Regions from separate parts of the Homo sapiens genome. Here region 2 is linked to region 1. A link is an interaction called in ENCODE POLR2A ChIA-PET data of the cell type or tissue named here. Cell type or tissue: CD4-positive, alpha-beta T cell. All regions are shown on one strand. Each heading gives the region's core, and the rest is flanking DNA. Links, peaks and the distances in the headings are about the cores only.

Region 1 (5,380 bases), core at 211-5,210:
CAGCACTTTGGGAGGCCAAGGTGGGCAGATCACCTGAGGTCAGGAATTTGAGACCAGCCTGGCCAACATGGTGAAACCCCGTCTCTACTAAAAATACAAAAATTAGCTGGGCATGGTGGCAGACACCTGTAATCCCAGCTTCCTGGGAGGAGAATTGCTGGAACTGCAGAGGTGGAGGCTACGGTGAGCCGAGATCACGCCACTGCACTCCAGCCTGGGTGACAGAGCAAGACTCCATCTTTAAAAAAAAAAAAAAAAAGTTCATTAAAAGTTAATAGAAACAATGGACCCTGAGGGCTGCAAAACGGCCTGGCAAGGAAGAAAATGTCATTTCCATCATCCAGATGCTGAACAGATTCCCACTGAATTTTGATTTGCACTGTTTTGGGGGACAGAGGGAGAGAGGCAGGATGGACGCCAAACACTTGTTTGTTCAGCCTCTCTGCTCCTTTCCTCTTCTCCATCAGCCCCTCCGAAGTTTCAGATGCCCAGGCAGGACTGCTGAAGGGTATTTATACCTGGGGAGAGCTCAGCACACCTCATGTCACAGGCTGGACTGGCTGCTTCAACTATTCATTTCATCAACAAGTGATATACTAGCCTCAGATACTGTGTTATGCCCTTGAGAGACAGAAATATATAAAGTTAATATAAAACATGGTCTCTGACTTCAAGGAGAGTAAAAAAAAAAAACCACAGTGCTAAGGGTGCACATAGCAGGGGCAGCCAGTGCCTTTGGGGGTTAAGGAAGGCTCCCTGAAGGAGGTGACCTTGAGGCTGAGACTGGGAGGGTGAAGAGGAGCTGGCAGTCAAGTGGCAGGGATGATGCGTAGGGAAAAGATGCTCCGTGCAGAGGGAAGGGCATATGCAAAGTCCCAGAGGGGAGGAAGAGCAAGCTGTGTTGGTGAGACACGAGACTCAGTGTGACTGGAGTGGAGAATGCCAGAGGAATGCGGGGAATAAACAAGGCTGGGAAGCAAGGAGGGCGGAGACACCGGTGAACTTTCTAAACAGCCTTTGAAGATTTTGATCTTCATGAGGGCAGGCTTCATTTTGTTCACCACTGTATCACCCTGGCTGCAATGTCAAGAATTCAGGGCAATCAATGACACTGGAGGCAGGACGCAGGGAAATGGAAGAGCTCTATCCGCAGAGGGCAGAGGGGAGGGAGAGAAGCGGATGGTAGAACCCACAGGCTTGGTGATTAGTTGAGCGGGTGGGAGGCAGGAGTAGTCAGGATAAAGGGCATCTCAGGGCCCTTTCTTCTGCAAGCACCTGGTGAGGTACAGACTCCAGCCCTGAGGCAGGGCAGCCCCCACAGGCACAGCACACTGTGGGCTCTGGGATTGAACTCAGCTCAGAGACTGGGCTCTGGGATTGGCAGGTCTGAGAAGCTCCCAAAATGGGTTTTAATTTACTTGAAAATATATGTTGTAGAGTATTTGAAAGCTCTGTGTGTGTGTGCTGGGGGTGGAGGGTTGGGACCTAAACATAGAGTTTCCACTTTTTCAAAGCTTTATGTAGACAAAACGATCAAGTGATGTCACAGCATTTTGTTCCCTCAGCCTTTAAAACATTTACTGACCAACTGTCATGTGCAAGGGAGGAGGAACCAATTATTGAGTGCATGCTCATTTGCCAAGCTTCATTTGTTTTATTTCATTTTGTTTTCCAATCATCCCATGAAGTGTAACTCGGTTTTGCGACGTGGCTTGCCTAAAGCCACACAGCCACCAGAGTTCAAGCTAGAGTATGGAAACAGTGTTGTTCTTAAAGGTGGTCTTTAGCCGGGCATGGTGGCATGTGCCTGTAATTCCAGCTACTCGGGAGGCTGAGGTGAGAGGATCACTTGTGCCTGGGGGGCAGAAGGTGCAGTGAGCTGAGATCGCGCCACTGAACTCCAGCTTGGGTGAGAGAGTGAGACCCCACCTCGATTCAAAAGAAATTAAACGAAAAAGGTAGAGGGCTTCTTGTCTACCCATATCTCCTTCATCATACCCCACAATTCTAATAATGCTATATATCCAGAGAGGTGCCAGTCTATATTGAGAAAATACGGGAGGAATTCAATTCATGTGTAGGCTTGGTTATGAGGGAAAGTCAGTTGAAGGAGCAGGTAGTCTGGGGTTGTAGAAAAAATACAGGTTTTAGCATCAGCTAGATCAGGATTCAAATTCTGGTTCAATCTCTTGCAAGCCAAGTGGCCTTGAGTGTGTTACCTAACCTCCTTGATGCTCCATTCCCTCATCTGCAAACAGAGATAGTGCTACTCACTTTGCAGGGAATAGAGATTAGAGAGTATGCAAAGCATGTGGCATGGTGCCTGGCACATAGCAGATGCTTAGCATAAGGCTTCCAAGATTATTTGAGCTGGACCCTGAAGGACAGGTGCCCTTTTCATCAGGAGGAGATGGGGTCAAGAAAGGACATTTCAGGTAGAAGGAACAGAATGAGCAAAAATGTGTTTGCAGGAAACCACAAGTAGTAGTGAGTCATTTAGCTTGATTCAAATGTAGAAAAATGTACATGAGAGATGGAGGTTGTAATGGCAAGTTAGAGAACAATGAGGACCTCAAATGCCATCTGCTTCTCTCCACTCCCACTGTGCTTCCTTGCCTCAGTCTAGAACAGCTTCCCAGGTTGCTCACCCATCTCCTCACCGTCAGTCTTGTTGCTTGCAATCCATTCTCCACATTGCAGCCCAGGTTTGCTTATAGTTTGGACTTCATTCAGCAGCCACAAGAAGCCCCTGAAAGTCTTGAGCAGGGGAATGAATAGGTCAGCACTGTGCTTTAGTTATGTTGTCCAGACAGCAAGTCCGTGTAGTGAGGATCACAGTGCAGCTTAAGCAGCATAGTCACCTTGTCTGGGCAGGCTGCCAAGGACTCTCCTCTACTTACCAAGTACAGTCCAAACTCACTCACATGCTCTGTGAAGTTCATCACTGTGTGGCTCTGGCTGCCCGGCCGTGATCAGCCACTGGACCACCTCACACAACACCCTGATCCCCAGATTATATGTAAACCAGGCTTCTCTTCCTTTCCTTCAGAATACCCTAAATGACAGATGAAAGAGACACAGACCTTGGGATCTGGGTCTGTAGCAGAAGGCAGAACCCCCTAACCCCGCTCGCACACAGTATTTTATTTTATTTTATTTTTGAGGGCTAATGATTTATCTTAAAAATTCATGTCAGCTAGGTGCAGTGGCTCACACTTGTAATCTCAGCACTTTGAGAGGCTGAGGCGGGAGGATTCCTTCAGGTCAGAAGCTTGATAATAATGTGGGCAACATAGCAAGACACTATCTCTAAAAAAAATTTTTCTTTTTTTTTAATTAGCTTGGCATGGTGGCACATGCCTGTAGTCCTAGCTACTTTGGAGGCTGAGGTGGGAGGATCCTTTGAGCCCAGGAGTTCGAGGATGCAGTGAATTATGATTGTGCCATTGCACTCCAACTTTGGTGTCAGAGTGAGACCTTGTATCTAACAAAACTCAATCAAACAAAAAAACCAAAACCAAACAAAAGAAAAAAGTTCATGTCAATTTTGTCTTCTATTATGTAACATTCATGCTTATTTTAATTTAAAAATGCCTTTACTTCCTTCTTGTATAGCCTATTTTACCCAAATATTTAAGCAAAATTAACATCCCTGAAAAGGCACATCATCCTTATTCCATGGCTTTGAGTACGCCTTGAACCCCAGCAGTGGCTTCCTGAGCATATCTAATTTGGAAAGCACCACCTTAAATGGTAGCTGTAGCTCAAATTTTCTCTCTGCTAGGGGCGCCATTCTCTTTTTGAGCTGAAGAATTCCTATTTATACTTCAAGATCCAGCTTCAACGCTACCTCCTTATTTAAAATTGATCAACTGATTAATTCAATAAAGAGTTCATGAGAGGCTCTTCCTGCTAGCCTGCCTGGCCCTACCCCTCCCATGAGAACTGACCCAGCCTTCCTTTGTATTTCCATAGCACTTTGTAATACCTCCACTGTGGTTCTTATCCCATGGCGTTAAAACTTAGTTTGGATGTGTCTGTTTGCCTGCTCTACTAGTTCTGTGAAGGCAAAAGCAAAAGAGAACCTTACTTATTTTTGCTCCTTGGTGCCCATTACAGTTCCTGGAACGTAATAGGAGCTCTTTTCACCATGGAGGGAGAGGCCAATAAGGTTTTGAATGATGTGTGCTGTTGAACTCTGATGGTGAAGAGATTCACCTGGATCACTGTGCCCTACCTCAGAATCACCGGGTTGGCTTGGGTAAAGTCTCCCACTCTTGCCTTTACTCAGGCTGAGGATGTTCACAGGCAGTATCAGAACCTTTCCTCTAATCCTAATTAAACACACCTCTGCTGCCAAATATATACCAAAAGCCATAAGCTGGGAGGAAGCAAGTGTCTTTAAAGACTTAAAGAGTGATCTACGATTGAGATGCTGTCTCCCTTCCAGGGGAGGATTGTGGCTTTCTGGCAATTTTACCATCCTTCATGGGGGGTGGGGGTGGGGGTGATGGGGAAGGAATCTACTCAGCCTCCAGACCACACCTGGTCCGGTGGTTTTCCAACTGCTCACATGTCCCCTCTGTGGGGGTGGTGGAGGGAGTGGGTCCAGGAGCCCCACTTGGAGGAGCAGAGATGTCAGTTGCAACCCTCCAGATTCAGCTCAGGGACACCCCCTCCTTGGTCCAGGCTTCCTTTTCTCTTTCCTCAGGAGTTTCCCAGATCTGAGATCTCAAGGCCTGGACTCCTGGTCTCCCACACTTAAGGAGCCTGCCTTCAGCAGTTTCAAATGAAGACGGTTTGGCTCCACCACACTTTCAAGGTCTGGGTTTTGACCTTGACGATATTTATTGAGTGAGGTTATCCAAACAAGGACTTCCGAAGGCTGTAGCATCCAGTGGTTTTTGTGAGTGTGACTCCCCTGCTGCTGCCTCTATTTATAAAGTTTGAGCTCTGGTTTCTGATGGTTCCAAACCTAGTGGGTGGGGGTGGCAGTCTTTTCTTTACCTTCTATTTGCCTGTTGGCAGCTCTAAGAGACTAAAATATTCTCTTCCTACAAGCAGGCTATGGAGACTTTGGAGCACAGCAAGAGTTGTTTTAGCCAGAGCAGTTATACGACAGGAATCTCTGCCCAGAAAAGAGGAGATAAATCAATGTTTGCTTAAGGAATAAAGACCAAACTCCTCTGGAAAAACAAAACGTGATTTTTAAATGATCAAAGTTGGCTTTAGTAATCACTGAGGGAACTGAACTCCTTGAAGCTCTCAATGGGTGTCTGATGGTATCCTTGCGGTCAAATATCAGATTTATTTGGCCATGATTAATTGCTGATGCCAGATTCCTGTCTTCCCCTTGGCTACATCTTCTTCCCAGCTAACC
Region 2 (5,380 bases), core at 82-5,081, 150 kb before region 1:
TTTTTGTATTTTTAGTAGAGATGGGGTTTTGCCATGTTGGCCAGGCTGGTCTCGAACTCCTGACCTCAGGTGATCCACCCATATTGGCCTCCCAAAGTGCTGGGATTACAGGCGTGAGCCACCGCGCCCGGCCAAGGGAGGTGTTCTTATTCCAGTTTTCTATTTACGAACCCGGGGCTCAGAGAGGATGAGTGACTTGCCCACGATCACACAGCTGGTGAAATAAAGACTGTATATTTGATCTTGTGGAGTCAGTCTGATTGTAAAGCCTCTGCTGTAACTACAAAGTCAAGGCTGCCTGGCGGGGGGGATAAAGAAATGCCAAAAGAGGTCCGGAGAGAGGCAAGGTCATGGAGGTTCCCACGGGAGCATTTGAGGAAGGAGGAAATGGTTAGCAGCGCCTGTGCTAAAGAGAAGCCAACCGAGGTGAGAAGTGAGGGCTGCCTTTGTCGTTGGCTTTCATGGAGAGCCAACGCCAGGTAAGATGCACATGAGGGCAGGTGGCTGAAGAGGGGCAACAGGGAGAGGGTGTCCAGGAAGGATATGGCGACATGCTCACTCAGAAGGACGCTGCCACCCACTGGCAGTGTGACCTTGGGTCGTTACCCTCTCTGAGCCTCCAACGGCCCCATGATAATGTCAGCTTAAATACATTGTGCGGTATTAAACAAGCACAAAGGTTTATTTCTTGCTCATGCTCATGTTCATGGTGAAGCAGTTGCAGCTCTGCCGCTCCCTGTCATCTTCTCTCTGGCCCTGGCTAACACAGGAGCACCTGTCTGGGTCGCTTGCCATTTCAGTGGCAGAAGGTGGGGTGAGGGGATCATTGGTGACATCCAAATCAATGGGGAAAAGAGTATCCGCTCTCCCTTGGAAGGGCAGTAAATACTCAGATGACAATACAATTGACCCCAGTACCTACCTGCAAGAGTTTTAAAAGAATTTAGTGTGGCATCTTGGCAGTTGGTGAGAGCTCAGCGATGATTGCTGTTACATTATTAACAGGCTACAGTGTCCTGGAAAGCAACTTGCTGGTAGTCCCTAGGAAAAGCTCCAGTGGCTCTCATTAAGTAGTTCGTCACTATGGGGCAGAAGAGGCAGTGGAGCCCGTGGCTTGCTCTGAACGTAAGCCCCATGGTAACCACAGAATTCTGCCCTCAACTCCCCACACTCCTCAGCCGTGGCCTCTGGACTCTGGGCATCTTGTCCTGCTCCTTTGCTGTCTACATCTTCAGAGTTTCTGCCTCCACTTCTCTCTCCACCAGGCACTTCCCTCCTCTTCTTAGAATGTGGTTTGTTTGTTTTTAACAGAAATTTGAGTAGAAACCATTTATAATTGCAGGTTTTGGTTAAGATCTCTAGCTAACCAAGTTGCAATAAAGTAACAATTTCTTACTTTCAAGAGTGCAGAATGAGGAACATTTTTCTTCCATCTTGATTTCTAATAGAAAAAAAAAAAAAAAAAAAGCAAAGCTCAGAGAGGATCTCGGTTCTCCTAAGCCCAGGAGACTCCACTTCGAGTGGGCCCATCATCGTCCCTCTGGGTTGTGTTGAGTGTGTGCCTCCATGCTGTGGTCTGAAGTTAGGTACTGCGTACAAATTCATTTTTTAAAAAACTGAGATGGACGCAGTCTAATTAGGAATTCACGTTGTAAAAGGATGATACTACTGATCCTGACATACCTGTATTTCATCTGGCGTATTTCATCCAGACCCGTGATGGTAGCTGAGAAAGGGCAATTTTACTCACAGGGACTATAACAGCGGGAAGGGAGGGGGAAGCAGTGAAGAGAATAGCTAAGCCAGGAGGTAAGAGGAAGAAGAACCAGTTAGGAGAAGACAGTGCCCATAGTTGGCTTTAATTTTTGCCTGGGCCATAGGCCCAAAGTTAATGATTCCCAAGGCATTTTTTCATTTGATTTTCTAATTTGGACCTCACAATCACCTTGAGAAGTAGAAAGAGCTGATATTATTATCTGTATTTTTATACACAAGGTAAATGAAGGTCAGGGAAATTAAATGATTGAGCTGCAGATACACGGCCAGTAAATGAGAGAGGCCAAATATTTTGACACCTTGCCATGTGTGGTTTTTATTACTCTGAGTAGCCTCTAGAGGGTAAATGTAGGTTTTACAAAATGAGTAGCCGTGATTCCTTTCTTCACTAGGAATTTTCAACATGCTCAAATGATTTTCGTGGGGGATAGACATAAGTAGTAAAAAGCAGGTTTCATAAAAGCTAACTTTTGACTGGAGTTGTAATAACTGCATCAGTTAAGATTAGGTTCACTAGTCCATGCTGCACCATATTCTTACAAACTAAGGTGACGACAAGATTTATTAATATGTGAGTTTTAGGCCAGGTACAGTGGCTCACGCCTGTAATCCCAGCACTTTGGGAGGTCAAGGTGGGAGGATCGCTTGAGCCCAGGAGTTTGAGACCAGCCTGGGGAACATGGCAAAACCCCATCTCTACAAAAAACAAAAAATTAGCTAGGCGAGGTGGCATGTGCCTGTAGCTCCAGCTACTTGTGAGACTGAAGTGGGAGGATCACCTGAGCCTGACAAGGTCAAGGCTGCAGTGAGCTAAGATTGTGCCACTGCACTCCACCCTAGGTGACAGAGTGAGACCCTGTCAAAAAAAAAAAAATTAAATTAAAAAGTGAGTTTTAGATATCAGCTTGTGTTCTTTGGTTGCAAACAACAATAATCAACTTGGGTAAGTTAAGCAGACAAATTTGTTGGAAGTACTTTAGACAGCTCACAGAGTCCAAGGGAAGACAGAAGAATTAGGCTGGGAAAATGATGTCAGTGATCTGGGCAGCTAGAGCTGGTGAGAGGCAGGAACCAGCCAGGGTAGAACCAGGGACTGCCATGAGAATGAATGGGGAGGGTTGGCCTCATCTTGCCTGAGTCACGTGCTCTCCCCTTGGCCAGGTACTCATTGGCAGTTCCACTAAAATGACCCGCAGTCAGCAAAGGAAATCAAAATTTGCAGCTACTAAAAGAGGAGGCGATGGATGCTGGGAAGACAATGACCGCCTTCTACCCACACTACTTGCCTCCATTCAATCCTCCAGGAAAGGAGAGATTTTGCCAGCCCTGGTCCAGGATCTTTTGTGATGTGGAGCGAGGGGGATAAGTTAAAAGAGTTGGGAGTGGGATGACAGAGGAACAAATCAGTCAATACAGAGAGTGACTGCGGAGGAGACACGAGAAAGATCTGTCTCCCTTCTCAGGTGCTGGGGCTGAAGGAAGAATTTGAGGTTTAGAGGATCTCCCAGACAGCATCACGCAGAGAGGAGGCGAGTTGAGATGTGTTGTGCTGAGTTAGGAATCGAATCTCTTTGAATGTACTTTGTGAGCTACAAGTGAAGATGAGCAGTTCCCTTTAATTACATGTGGCCCCTGTATTGTGCAATTTTGAATGTGCACAGACTGATCGTGTAGGACCCTAAATTTTATTAGGGTCATAATGATGTTTAGTGTTTGTCATCAACATTCTTGGGAAGTAAAGGGCTACAGCTAGAAGGGCTTATAGAATGTGGTTGAGTTGATCCATTCTTTCTTTTCTCTGTCCTGGTTCTAGAATTACTCATTTTAGTTTTTCCCCAAGGAGCGTTTAAAATTTGCTCAAACTTTCTTTAAGGAAGCAGAACATGTGACGGCTTTATTTTCTAGAAACTAAGCCGTCACAATTTCTGGTCAGGGGTTAGGATGTACTTAGATGGGCCCTAAATTTCTATTATTGTTGTTCCCTTGTAAATAGCTCATCATTTTTATCATATAATAAGAACTTGAATGTAGTATTTTATAGATAAGAAAATTGAAGCACATGATCTAGCTCATAAAAGTTTAATTAAGCTAGTCTGTAATGTTATTTGGAAGCCAATATTATTATCCTCATAGTAACCAACTTTTGAGTAAGCATTTTACATGCGTAGTAACCCTATGAAGTAGATCTCCTTTTATCTCCACTTAACAAATTAGAAAAGTTACTTGTTTACAGTCACGCAGGTGGTAAGAGGGGGTCCTACACTAGCCCAGCTGATGGCAGAGCCCACACTCTGAATGCCTGCTTAGCACTGGACTGCAGGCAACAATCCAACTATTAATACTCACTGCCCTGGACCCTGACACGACCCCTGACTAGGTCTAGCTGCTAGGAGCACTCATTGACCAGAACCACTATAATATTCAGAACCATCTATTATATTAGAATAATAAAATAACTAAAAAAGAAATCCATTGGTAAATGAATGAATTAGTTTTTGATTAATTAGAGTTTGCTAATTGAAAATCTTTTTGGGGAAGCTATTTACCGTATGTGTTAGGTCTGTGGACATAATAGTGAGATTAAAAAAAAATAAGACCCCAGCCGGGTGCAGTGGCTCACACCTGTAATCCTAGCACTTTGGGAGGCTGAGGCGGGTGGATCACCTGAAGTCAGGAGTTCAAGACTAGCCTGGGCAACATGGTGAAACCCCCGTCTCTACTAAAAATACAAAACTTAGCCAGGTGTGGTAGTCCCAGCAACTCGGGAGGATGGGGCAGTAGAATCAGTTGAACCCGGGAGGTGGAGGTTGCAGTGAGCTGAGATTGCACCATTACACTCCAGCCTGGTCAATAAGAGTGAAACTCCATCTCAAAAAAAAAATATATATATATATATATCCCTGCCTTCAGGGAACTTAGAGTCTGGTGGAAATGTCAGATGATAATCAAATAATTGCAAAACAATAAATAAATAATTACAAATTCTGATGGTGATGGGTTGTTCGAGGTTGAATTACAGTAGCAGTGGCAGGCGGAGAGCAGAGGAATGAAGGGGAAGCATTGAGATGGTTCTGCTTGCTGTCCGTTCAGCAAACGTTTAGTGAAGGTGCTGCAGGTGGCCCACACTGTGTCAGTTGCCATGCGGGATATGAAGATGATACAGGCATAGTCCTTTCTCTCAACGGGGTCCCGAGGGAGGAAACACATACACACAAGTCATGACAAAAACACAAACAGAGATGACAGGATGGCAACGATAATTACAATGGCTTACATTTATTGGCAGAATTTCAAGTACTCCACATGAAATAACTCATTAATTCCTAAAACATCCCCACATGGATGGGGAGAGGGGCTAGAGAGCAGCCAGGCAAGAATACCTCTCAGGTTAGCCTGGGGTGGGAGATAAGGAAACGAAGGCTGGGAGTTCGAGGAAAGGCTAGGAAATGACGACATGGTACAGGAGTCAGAGGACAGAGAGCATCCTTCTGGCTGGAGGAGTGGGGGCAAACTTACTGGAGGAGTGGATGTTTGACGTGGGCCTGGGAGGATGAGGGGGTTGTAGTAGGCAGAGACTGGAGCTGTTGGCAGAGAGAGCAACACT

What was found. Peaks named below come from ENCODE experiments on the same cell type or tissue, not always from the same donor. Only the 100,000 strongest peaks of a DNase experiment are listed, where the experiment ranks them.
Region 2: POLR2A ChIA-PET joins it to region 1 with 5 read pairs; 2 of 35 experiments call an interaction of 5 or more read pairs at or near these places.

What each region holds. Positions count from the first base shown.
Region 1 is chr14:65,947,527-65,952,906 of GRCh38, forward strand. No RefSeq gene overlaps it. Among named protein-coding and RNA genes, the nearest start is that of LINC02290, 160 kb to the right of the region's middle. In CD4-positive, alpha-beta T cell, for the core only: no CTCF peak of the experiment used is centred there; a DNase peak (open chromatin) is centred at 2,885.
Region 2 is chr14:65,793,024-65,798,403 of GRCh38, forward strand. No RefSeq gene overlaps it. Among named protein-coding and RNA genes, the nearest start is that of LINC02290, 320 kb to the right of the region's middle. In CD4-positive, alpha-beta T cell, for the core only: no CTCF peak of the experiment used is centred there; no DNase peak of the experiment used is centred there.